Regions from separate parts of the Homo sapiens genome. Here region 2 is linked to region 1. The links are chromatin contacts, found by Hi-C in ENCODE. All regions are on one chromosome and are shown on one strand. Each heading gives the region's core, a stretch centred on a gene start or an enhancer-like site at or near the end of the contact. The rest is flanking DNA. Distances are from core to core; before and after follow the strand shown. Region 1 holds the start of SMAD1 (SMAD family member 1). Region 2 overlaps LOC105377468 (a long non-coding RNA gene).

Evidence for each region. A loop is a pair of places that touch in the nucleus more often than their neighbours do. Pooled maps may share reads with other maps.
Region 2: a loop to region 1 is called in a map with no recorded cell type, with 2.4 times the contacts of the local background. The contact joins the enhancer-like site here to the promoter of SMAD1 in region 1. A Hi-C loop is called at or near these places in 5 of 37 single-sample maps with no recorded cell type and 1 of 50 pooled maps.

Annotation. Positions count from the first base shown.
Region 1 is chr4:145,478,176-145,484,394 of GRCh38, forward strand. SMAD1 (SMAD family member 1) reads left to right here and starts at 3,678. Exons shown (of 7, transcript NM_005900.3): 1 at 3,678-3,863. RefSeq lists silencers at 3,447-3,576, 3,747-3,906, 4,247-4,306, 4,397-4,496.
Region 2 is chr4:146,048,275-146,054,699 of GRCh38, forward strand. LOC105377468 (a long non-coding RNA gene) reads right to left here. Exons shown (of 4, transcript NR_188432.1): 4 at 6,128-6,425. Among named protein-coding and RNA genes, the nearest start is that of LINC01095, 70 kb to the right of the region's middle. RefSeq lists an enhancer at 5,947-6,425. Within about 2 kb of position 3,622, at least 2 of the 41 ENCODE cell types and tissues checked have a DNase peak (open chromatin) inside an H3K27ac peak, as active enhancers do.

The DNA.
Region 1 (6,219 bases), core at 2,428-4,927:
GTTTCTCTGTACACAGCAAACTGTAACCTAACTGGATATGCAAACAGACTGTAGCCAACTCTTGTACCAATCACAGAGTTTTGGTCAATCACAGGCAGCCAACTGTTCAAACTGTGTTAAAATAAAGCAAATATTTAGCTCTAACCAATCCAGTTTTTTCTGTACCTCACTCCATTTTCTGTCACTTTTCTTTCTCTGCCCATAAACATCATCTGACCCTGTGGCAGCCCCAGAGTTGCTCTGAAACTATTCTGGTTCTGGGGGCTGCTCAGTTCTCAAATTGCTCTTTGCTCAATTAAACTCTGTTAAATTTAATTTGCCTAAAGTTTTTCTTTTAACAGGGATCTGTCCTCATGAATGGATTAATGGCATTATGGGAGTGCGGTTTGGTATCTCAGGAGGGGATTGCTGATATAAGCATGAGTTTGGCCCTTTTCTACCCTTCCTCTCATGTTCTCTCTCTTGCTATGTGATGCCTTCTGCTATGTTGTGATGAAGGAAGAAGGCCCTCACCAGATGCAGCCCCTTGATTTTGGATTTCTCAGCCCCCAGAACCATGAGCTAAATTAACTTTTATTGTGTATAAACTGCCCAGCTGGTGGTTGTATTGGTCCATTTTCATACTGCTATGAAGAAATACCCAAGACTGGGTAATTTATAAAGAAAACGTGGTTTAGGGCTGGGTACGGTGGCTCACGCCTGTAATCCCAGCACTTTGAGAGGCCAAGGCAGGTGGATCACCTGAGCTCAGGAGTTTGAGACCAGCCTGGCTAACACCACAAAACCCCGTCTCTACTAAAAAATACAAAAAAAGATTAGCCAGGCGTGGTGGTGCATGCCTGTAGTCCTAGCTACTTGGGAGGCCAAGGCAGGAGAATTGCTTGAACCCTGGAGGCAGAGGTTGCAGTGAGCTGAGGTTGCATCACTGCATTCCAGCCTGGGTGACAGAGTGAGATTCTGTCTCAAAAAAAAAAGGTTTAATGGACTCACAGTTTTACACGGCTGGGGAAGCCTCACAATCATGGCAGAAGGTGAAGGAGGAGCAAAGGCACATCTTACGTGGCAGCAGGCAAGAGGGCGTGTGCAGGGAAACTGCCCTTTATAAAACCGTCAGATTCTCATGAGACTTATTCACAATCACGAGAACAGCATGGGAAGAACCCACCCCCATGATTCGATTACCTCCCACCAGGTCCCTTCTATGACACATGGAGGTTATGGGAGCTACAATTCAAGATGAGATTTGGGTGGGGATACATAGCCAAACTCTATCAGTGGTATTCTATTACAGCAACACAAAATGAACTCAGAAAGGGAGGGAACAGCTAGCACATAGATACTGAGGTGAGAATGTGCCCAGATTGTTCCAGAAGAGTGAGGATGCCAGTGTGACTTGGGGAAGTGAGCAAGAGGAAGAGTAGAAGTGCAGGTCAGAGTGCTAAAGGAGGGGAAGGAAAGATTATGTAGAGTCTTGTGCTTATTATGGGAACTTTTATTCTGAGTGAAATGAGGACCCAAGGGAGGATTTTTTAAAAATTTAATAAAATGATATTAATATACAGTCCATATTTAGGTTTTTATAATGGTCTCATCAATGTCCTTTTAAAAAGAATATCCAAATTTTTATTATCATTTAAGGAAATAATTTGCACAATGGGCAAAATCAAATTTTATTGCATACATAATAATATTAATAGTTATCATTTAAGACTACTAGGACTGCACTAAGAAAGGCCATCTAGGCTGGGCGCGGTGGGTCATGCCTGTAATCCCAGAACTTTGAGAGGCTGAGACGGGTGGATCACTTGAGGCCAGGAGTTTGAGACCAGCCTGGCCAAAATGGTGAAACCCCGTCTCTACTTAGATGGGCGTGGTGGTGTGTATCTGTAGTCCCAGCTACTCGAGAGGTTGAGGCAAGAGAATTGCTTGAACCCGGGAGGCAGAGGTTGCAGTAAGCCGAGATCGTGCCATTGCACTCCAGCCTGGGCGACCGAGCGAGACTCCGTCTCAAAATTAAATAAATGCCATTTTTGATTTTTTTAAAAATTAACGACTTTAAAATGACAGTTTATAGCTCCTCCTCCCCATTCAGGATCCAATCAAGGTCATATACTGCATTTCATTGTCATGCTTTTTTTTTAATAGCTTGAGGTAAAATTCACATACCAAATGATTGACCCATTTAAAGTGTGCAATTTAATGGCTTTTGGTATATGCACAGAGTTGTGCAACCATCACCAGAAACTAGTTTTAGAACAATTTTGTCACCCCATAACCTTTAGCTGTCACTCCCCAGGTTCCTCATTTCCCCAACCCTATGCAAACCACCAATCTACTTTCTGTCTCCATAGCCTTGCCTACTCTGAGCATTTCACATATGTGGAAGAATACAATGTGTGGTCTGTCTTCTTTCCCTTCACGTTTTGAAAGGTTATCCATGTAGCATGCATCAGTATCAGTACTTCATTCCTTTTTATGGCTGAATAATGTTCTCTTGTATGGGATACTTTATACTATTTATCAAGGGAGGGTTTTCAACAGAGGAGTGGCCTGATCCGAGTGGCATTTAACAAGGTTCACTTTCCTGTTGTTCTAAGGAGCAGAGAATGATCAACTGCGTCAAACGCTGCTTTTAGGGAAAATAAGATGAGGCCCACGAATTGACCAGTAAGTGCTCAAATAGGTTAAGGGAAAAAGGAATTTAATTAGAAGACATATTCTGATATACATTGCTGGGAGTGATTTTTTTTTTTTTTTTTTTGCTTCATGTGAAATTTATTCCTCAAAAAAAAATCATTTTTTCTAAACGTAACTCAACATTATAGTAATTATGCAAGATTTTATGCAGCTTCAAGAGTTAGCCAAGAGAAAAGTTGACTCTTGCAAGAAGATATTTTCAATGTCTATGCAGATCAGGTAGGTAAGAGTTAAGTGCGGGGGAGTTGGCATCATCTAAAAGACTGTAGAAATTGGACCAAAAATGTGGAGTTCTAAAGCAGTATCTCCTTATGGCATGCCATTATTTGGAGCAACAAGGTTACCTACTCGAATCACTGGATCCTGAGTTGACACAAAACGCATCTGTTGACTCAGGGTTTGTATAACCACGTGCAGTATTTACTAGGCTATCCAATTCTGGGTACGTACAACTTCTGGGGCCTGCAAATTATTGGAGAGTGAGTGAGGGGCAACGAAAGATAGACATAAAAGGGCGCGTCTCGAAAGGTAACTGTCAACATGCACTCCACGTTTATAGAACGATTCAGTGGGCGCGGTGGAAGCGTTAATGAACATTTCAGAAAATAAACATATGGAACATCGAAATTCACTTGCAGATAATGGACTAAGTCCGCTCCACCGGGACTAAAAAGGCAGGGTTAGGAAAGCCTGAACGCCGCCACACTGTTTTTTCTCCAGGAAGAAACGGGGCGTGGGGCTGCCGGTAGAAGGGGGTGGCTCCGGCCGCTCCCCCGCGCCGTCCTCCGGCCCCGGCCGCGCTGCGCTCACGCCGGCCGGGCCGGGAATTTGGAGAGGATCCCTGGTCGCGCGGCAGCGGCGGCGGCGCGCGGGTGAGCGGGTGAGCGTGTGAGCGGGCGGGCGGGCAGGCGAGTGCGCCGGGTATTGGCAGCTGAGGAGTGGAGGCTGGGCAGCTCCGACTCCCTGACGCCAGCGCGACCAGATCAATCCAGGCTCCAGGAGAAAGCAGGCGGGCGGGCGGAGAAAGGAGAGGCCGAGCGGCTCAACCCGGGCCGAGGCTCGGGGAGCGGAGAGTGGCGCAGCGCCCGGCCGTCCGGACCCGGGCCGCGAGACCCCGCTCGCCCGGCCACTCGTGCTCCCACACGGACGGGCGCGCCGCCAACCCGGTAAAACGAAACAGACCCGAACCGAACTTTCCCTTCATGCCGCGTCCCAGCCCTCCCCTCGGCGCCCCGGGCTTTCCAGCGCCGCCGCCGCCGTCTCTGCACGCGTGGGGCCGCCGCGGTCGTGCTGGGCTGGGGGCGCGGGCAGCGGCGGGAAGGGGGCTCTTTCTGCGCGGGGCGGGCCGCGACCCCCCCCCCCCATGATGGCGCCTCCCGTCTGCTCGGAGGAGCGAACCTGCTACCACGTCTTCTCGCGCCCAGCCCGCCGGGCTCCCCTGGTGTCTTTGTTGGGTCTTCTGCTGTGGGAAGCCCAGTTCCCGGGCCCCCGAGCCTCGGCTCCCGGGCCTGACCGCGCTGGGATCTCCCCGGCCGCGCTCCCCTTCCGCGCGCTCCTCACATCTCTCCCGTGCTGCCGCCGGGCCGAGGCCCGTTCGCGTGGCCCGCGGACCCATTGTGTCCCCCGCGCCGGCGGGGCGACCCCTGCGGGAGCTGGAGGACGACCGCTGGCGCTGCTCTCCAAGGCGCCTGGTGGAGCGGGTCTCGCGGGCGGGGGACCCCGGCGCCCCGGGCCCCTCCACATCCCGCACGGGTTTTCTTCTCGGCCCCAGCAAGCCTCTTTGGGGTCGAGGTCAAGGAAAGTTCGCACCGAGATCCCCTCTAATTTATTCAAAGGTTTGGCGGCGGCGCGTAATTTTTTCCCCCTCTTCCGCCTACACCCGCTGCGTCTCCTGGTGTCTCGTTCCTTTCCCTTTACCGGAGTCGATTGCCTCACTGCATGTGTATTCGTGAGTTCGCGGTTGAACAACTGTTCCTTTACTCTGCTCCCTGTCTTTGTTAGTGTTTCTCGGGGTTGTTTCTGTAGGAAGGTGGGGGTGGTGGGCGTGAGAGACAGATGTGGGCTTGTTTTTCTAGTTGCTGAAACTGTATGAAGGCTTTAAAGGGAGAACGTTTTCTTGATGTGCTTTAGGAGGGGAGGAGGAACAAATGCCTGCCAGATCTCACAGCTACAGTAGCTGAGCTTTTGTTTATTTTGAAGAGCATGCAATTTTTAAATACACGGTGCAAGATAACCAGTAAAGGCGCGTTCCTTCTGAAAATTGAGGCCGGTCTCAGAACCATCTCCTGAGAAAGCATCCTTTTCGTGAGTGCTGAGACAACTGTCCTTTTTCTCTGCCCTCCCCCCTCTTTTCTTTCCATTGTATCTGAAGTTTCAAAGTACGTGGAATGATACAGAAGTTGCATGATTTCTGTTATTTCTTCCTGTTGCTGAAACTCTCAGCCGCTAAATCTCAGAATGCCTCTATTTCAGAACATCTCTGGGTCTAATTGCCTGTTGTGGATAACTTGCCCACACCTCAGTAACACAATGAGAAAACTGTTCCCTGCCCATGTTGATTTTTCAAATTGTTTGTAATTACTTTAAATTGTATTGAAGGTAGGTGGACCGTGTTAAAAAAGAATCGGAACAGAAGTGTTCACTGCCCCAGCATTTTCAATTGGTATAAATATTGTTGCATCAGTGTTATTCTGATGTAGGTGCCAGATCTAAATATGCTGTACTGATTAAAGTGTTTGTTCTGCCCTCTCCCACTCTCTTTCCCATTTGCAATTATTTGCTATTTCTGTGCAGGTGGTGTATCATTGGTGTAATACTGCAGTTCTTAGGAAGGTGTAGCTAGGGTCGTGAGAGATGATTTTTCTGGAGGTGGGTGATGCCAGAGCCTCTAGAGGATCCAGGCAGGATCGAGTTTCTTCTGAGGGTAGGGATTTGTCCTTGATTTAGTTTTGACCCCTACAACCATAGGTATGTAACCAAATACATTTTACCTCTTGCAGTATCCTTTGGTTTCGTATCCTTGAAGAGCTGATGACCTTTGTGTTTTAGAGAAATGACAATTTTTAGGCAATTAAAGACATTGGCCTCTTACACTTCTTGGAATTTTATGTTATTTTTACTAAGTTCATTAAGGCATTAAGAGGAAGTTGTCACATTTTCTCAACTACGTTTATTACATTTATTAGTTAAAAACTAAATTTCACTTTGTAATTTTGATTTCTAGCAATTCTGGGTTAAATATTAAATCTAATAACCTAGTAGATTGGAAAAAGAAGTAGCTTGGGTATAGTAATTAGACTAGCATGTTTAAGCTGCAGTAGCCTACATAATCAAGGCCAAGTGTGTGTGTATAAAAGATCTCATTTGTGTAGTCTTACAAGGCTAATGGAGGCATCACTGAGGCTTTATAAATAATGTAAGTTGGGTATAATGTAGAGTCTCCAGAGACGGCAGAGAAAGCATCATTACCAGCCTTTTCAACCTGCTTGAGATCTTAAATTGATTTACAGCACTGAACTGGTG
Region 2 (6,425 bases), core at 2,372-4,871, 570 kb after region 1:
CTGCGCTGCTTTGGCTTGCCCTCCGTGGGCTGCACCCACTGTCCAACCAGTCCCAATGAGATGAACCAGCTACCTCAGTTGGAAATGCAGCAATCACCTCTTCTGCGTCAATCACGGTGGGAGCTGCAAACCTGAGCTGTTCCTATTCAGCCATCTTGGAATGGACCTCACAAATAGCACACACTTGCAAAAATTTTCAGCTTGGAAGTATTAATGTCCTTTGGTCTCTCCTTCTACATCCCTCCCCCAAAAAACCCACTACCCAAGATTAACCATGTGCATCCATTTGCCATTGGTGCTATAATAAATTACCACAAACTTGGTGGCTTAAAAAACAACACACACAACAAATTATTTAGTCCTAGAGGTCAGAAATCAGAAATGGGTCTCACTGGGCAAAACTCAAGGTACTGGCAGAAATGAGTTCCCTTCTAGGGGCTCTAAGGCAGAATCTGTTTCCTTGCCTTTTCTAGCCCCTACAGTTGCCTGCATTCCTCTGCTTGTGGCTTCCTTCCATCTTCAAACCTGGTAATGGCAGTCAAATCTTTCTCCTACTATACCACCCTGAAACTGACTCTTCTGCCTCTCTTTTTCACTTACAGGGACGCTTGTCATTACATTGAGCCCAGCTGAATAATCTACGCTGAGCTGCCCATCTCAAGATTCTTAGTTTAACCATATCCACAAAGTTCCTTTTGCCATGTAAGGTAACATATCTAAAGATTCTAGAGATTAAGATGTGGACATATTTGAGGGGGCATTATTCTGCTTATCACACCAGCATTACATGTTTGGTGAGTATCTATGAGGAAGACTTTTTAGTATATATTCAGTTATATTTGCAATTTAACATGTTTTGTCTAGCTACTTGGGAGTCTGAGGCAGGAGGATCTCTTGAGGCCAGGAGTTTGAAGCTGTAGTGTGTTATGGTCATGTCTGTGAATAGCCACTGCACTCCAGCTTGAGCAACATAATGAGTATCTGTCTCCAAAAAAAATTGTCTAAATAATGTTTTAAAATAATCAAAATGAGATTTTATACTATTCTGCTGCTTGTTTGTTTTTACTTAGCAGTATATAATGCATAGCTTTCCACATTGGACAAGATAAATCTAGTAAGGTAATATTTTAAAGAAAGGCTTTCTTCTGAAATTTTGAGAAAAAAATTTTTTTTTTCTGAAAAAAAATAATAAGGGGGGAAAAAAGAAACCAGGAATCCTGCCTTAGGCTAAATGAAGTGAAAAATGAAAGTGTGGGGCCGGGCACGGTGGCTCACATCTGTAAACCCAGTGCCTTGGGAGGCCAAGGCAGGAGAATCACTTGAGGTCAGGAGGTCGAGACCAGCCTTGCCAACATGGTGAAACCTTGTCTCTACTAAAAATACAAAAATTAGCCAGGCATGTTGGTGGGTGCCTGTAATCCCAGCTACTTGGGAGGCTGATGCAGGAGAATCGCTTGAACCTGGGAGGCGGAGGTTGCAGATTGTGCCATTGGACTCCAGCCTGGAGGACAAGAGCAAAACTCCATCTCAAAAAAAAAAAAAAAAGAGAAAAAAAAGAAAAGAAAAGAGAAACGAAAGTGGGAAGTTCAAGAGAAGTAGTCTCAGCTCTTTGCATATTGCAGGTGAATGTCATATTTTAGGAAGCGGTTAATATCCAGTTATGTTCTGCTTAGCTCTAGTGAAAATAATCTCATATGCTCACTGTAGTGGGCATTTGTGGTTATTTTACTGCTTAGTGTCTATTCCCCTTACCAACAGCATCCGATTTCCCTTAGAGCATTACACTCCCCAGTGGATAACCTTTTTGGGTGTGCCCTGCACCTCCTAGTGAAGAGGGGCCACGTGACCCAAGCTAGGCCAATCACATATTGCCTCTTTTAAACCTAAAATTTGGAGAAGATGACAAATAAATAACAGTTGACATTTCTACATCCTCGAAATGGTTCTAAAATGATTTTTAAAAGGGTAAGTAGTTAGCAAAATATAAAATAAAACCCTTAAAACCAACATTGAGCCCTGTCTTCAGAATTGTAACTAAAAATAGTTTTAAGAATTGTTGGTTGGGTGCAGTGCCTCATGCCTGTAATCCCAGTACTTTGGGAGGCCAAGGTGGGCAGATCGCTTGAGCCCAGGAGTTCAAGACCAGCCTCGGCAATGTAGTGAAACCCCATCTTACAGAAAATACGAAAAACAAAAATAAGCTGGGCCTGGCGGTGCGTGCCTGCAGTTCCAGCTACTCGGGAGGCTGAGGTGGGAGAATCACTTGAGCCCAGGAGGCTGAGGTTGCAGTGAGTGGAGATTGCACCACTGCACTACAGCCTGGGCAACAGAGTGAGACTCTGTCTTCAAAAAAACAAACAAACAAAAAAAAGAATTGTCAGTCTGCAGCATAATAGATAAGAGCTATTTTGTTGAGATCTCTCGTTTTTATCATTGGGTAAAAAGGTGAGTGTACCCAGGGAATCACTTAGGCAATCCCAATTCGTCTCGACATTGGTAACCTGACATTACAATTTGGGAAGCTACAGTCGTTATTGCACCTGAGCCATGGTGCGCACCTACCCCTGTACTCTGTAGCCAGACCAGCTGAGTTGAACGGCTTTAGTCAATATCTGAGCTGGGTGAGGCTGGGCAAAAGAGCAATAGGTGAAAACAATCCCAGCAAGATGCCCTCTCTTCCTTAGAAATCAATTACTGAGATATCAAAAAGGAAAAGCAATAGAATGCTTTGCCTAATTAAGCAGTTGAGTTTGTAAGTATTTGATAAAACAGCAAAAGTAAATGCAGCACATATATCAGAGCTCTTGGTTGTAAACAGTGGAAACCCAAGGTGGCTTACTTTGAGCTCCATGGAGGAATACGGGGAGAGATACAATAGGTGCTCCCAGAAAGCTTGTGAAGGGAACAACCAAACCCCAGAAGACAGGGTGCACAGAGTTGGGCAGTGGGATTCTCCAACTCTAGAACTGAGGACCTTACACTTGGTATCACCTGTCCCTACAATTTGGCTTCATTCTTCTATACCAGCTGTCTCCATGGGGTGGAGTTACATGGCTGCTTCCAGACATCATCATTAACAAAGAAAGCTCTTCTTCCTTGTGGAGCTCCACTTCAGAATCCTGGTGAAGGCCTCTGATTGGTTTACCTTTCATAGCCTCTTAGAATAATCACTAAAGACAGTGCATGATGCATGGTAATTAACCACATTCCTGCCCTTTGACTGGAACAGAGAGATCAGGGGTCCATAATTAGAAGTTCACACTAGAACCATGTGATTGAAATGGAGAAAGGTAGACAAAAACAATCCATGTTCAACAAAGCCTGTATATGGAGTCAAATATGCCATATTTGGGTATTTATAAACCTATGGGAAGAAAGAATCTGGGTATCATTTGATTTCACAAACTAACATCCCATCAAAAGTGAAAACAAAACAGGATTTATTCAACAAATATTTATATGGCTTAAAATGAGCAAAGCTTGTTTATTTCTGATTTTTGATCACTCATTGGCTTTTTCAGGATGCCGCTGATATTTTTGTCTCTGTGAATGTGGAGGTCTTTCTAAATTTGTCTTAGTAATAACCCTCCTGGAGGGTTTCCTAATATATGCAGGAGATAAAGAAAGAATTACTATATACTTGCCCCCAGCGTGGATTTCTTCATAAGCTGCATTCCAAAGGGAATACTGCATGCATTACCAAAGTTAAAATGCATGAGTCTGTAGAGCTACACTTTGAAAATATTTAAAATGCTAAAAGATGTGTGCATGTATGTCTGAATATGTCTGAATGCAAATGTGTGTGTATGTGTATTTGTGTATGTGAAAACTCTGTTGTAAAATGAAAAACTGAGGGTTGAGTAACCTGGATAGTTCAACAACTTTTAAAGAAAAAAAGAAATACCTCTTAAATTTGACTCATGACGTTTATTTTGCCTGCATGGTGAAAATGTTGATTTCATTAGTCATAGTAGTTGGCCAATGACAGCTATTTCAATATAATCCTTGGATAGTTGACAGCCTTACCAACCATTTCTACAGTTATGAAAATATTCCTCTTCATAATGTGTTAGGAGGTATTACTGCATTTTTTAAAAGTTCAATTTCTTCATTTTTCTTAAACTAGTGAAAATAACTTTTTAAAATTGGTTTTCACATTTTTGCTGCAGTTATCACTATAAATATGTATTATTTTGGCCTATCAGCAGATATCATATTACTTTTGTCAAGAAAATTACCAGTAATACTTGTAGCAAATAAGACATAAATGTAGATAGGCAAACTTACCATCTTTGTTTGGGTTCCCCAGAATGCAGAGTGAGATAAAGATTTGATTACAGATAGTTTATTTGGTGATCCCAGGAACTTCACGGAATGGAGTGGGGAAAGGGAGAGAAAGAAAGGAGAAAAGTAAAAAGGGGGTGCCTTAATAAGTAGGTTCCATTTTTCCTAAGCAACTGGGGCCTACTTCCTCTGGGGAGCCTCTGAGAAACCAGAAAGAATGTATCTCAGAAGGAATTCACTCTTCTGACTCTTGAACCTCGTTGATTAAAGTTGACCTTGGAGGCATTATGCCCTTAGCACTTGCAGGCTACTCGCACTGTGAGCTGAGAAGGGCCTCAGCAGAGAAGCAGAGAGTTATGGCACTCGTGGTAGGAAGATGGCAGTGTGTATAGACATGTTTGCAAGCTGCCGGGGAGCTAACAGGTGAGCCGGGGAACATGGGCAGTGTATCATTAGTGACTACCATGTTCATTCCTTGCTCTCAGCAGATCCTCTCATGCCCACCCTTAGTTTGCTCTGTTACTGACATTTCAGAGTTGTAGCTGGCTGCAATCTCCAAAAATGACTGAAAATAGAAGAATATGTGGAACAAGTCACAATCTTCACTGCTGCAGCTGGTCCCAAGGCTATAATCTATACTCATCATCTCTCTCCAATTCCACTTCTTCTAGATTTCCCGAATCCTTGGCTAGCACTTCCACTAGTCATCATTGCTTGCTCAGTGTATGACCAGACCTTCATCTCTGAGTGGCTGGGCCTTGATTACCTTGCCCTTGTGAGGACATGGCTACTTCAATTGCTTCTCTGCTATTATCGCCAGACAAAGAAGCACTAAGGGGGGCCTGAGTGATTCCCCCAAGTTCTAGACATCTTCCTCCCTGGGCCCATTATGTAGCAGCAACTCCGACTCTTCAAGATAATCAGTCAGGTGTCCCTGCCAGTATAGTACTCCCATTTTTGCCTGCTGACCTGTCAGTATGGAGATGCCCAAATCCTCAGATGGCACTGCATTGATGCAGTGGAACACTTACTGTCTCCGTCTGTACACACACCTTGAGACCAAGGCTTTTAATCAGGAAGAGCCTAAAGTTGTAAGAATTAAAAACATAATTTCCACTAATGGGTGAAAGGGAGTGTGTTTAAGTCAGTCCTACTTGTATCCTTTAATTATCATTCCTGTGTATTCCAAATGCTGGGAAAACAGCACAGTGATTGCATATAGTGATCACTGGTTCAACAAATATGCTGTATCCTCGAGGACAATGACCTAGCCATGCAAGGTGCAATTCCTAAGCCAATGCCTTTTTAAGTCTTTAAAAGGCTATTCAGATACTCTCTCAGACCCCCGCAAAGTCAATAGTCTTCTGATACAATAGATCAGAGCATTATTCTCATGGGTAGTATTTATTATTGTTATTTTTTTGCCTCAGGAATTCAAAGCAGCTCACCAAGTGCTGTGCCTCTGTCTTAGTGGTAGGAAATGTAAAGTATTCTTTTGAGTAGGGTGTCTCAACATACCCCTGGATCTTTGGGCCCCTAAAATATTCCCTGATGTGGCAGACTTCCAAAACTTTGTAGGGCTTATCTCTCATTCCTTCAGCATGAAGTATTTAAAACCAGTATACTTGCTCCTTCCTAAAAACCAAGTTCAATTATTATTCTGTCATTAATATAATGGGCCAGGATGATGTTCTATAGAATGTGAAGATGATCAAGGTCACTGAAGACTATATTGTAACAGAAATGAGGATCATTGAACAAATTCCTAGGGCCAGGTAGTGAATGATAAAGAGAATGCATTCAACAAAAACAACAATCTTTGGCACTTAACGTGAGACTATTGAAAAAGTGGTTTGCATTCACAAGAGAAAGACAGAAGTGCACATTCACTATCAATATGAAGGATCTTGCTAAAGCAACCAGCTTACTTGCTCTTCATGTGGCTTTGCTTTCTTCCAGCATGGCAGCCTCAAGGTAGGTGGTCTTGTTATTTAGTAGCTCAATCTCACAGAGGCATATGTCCCCAGGAACAAGGCAGAAGCTGCATCACCTTTTATGACTCAGCTGTAAGAATCACACAGTGTCACTTCTGTACATTACAGGTCAAAGCAAGTAAAGTCCAGCTTAGATTCAAGGGCATT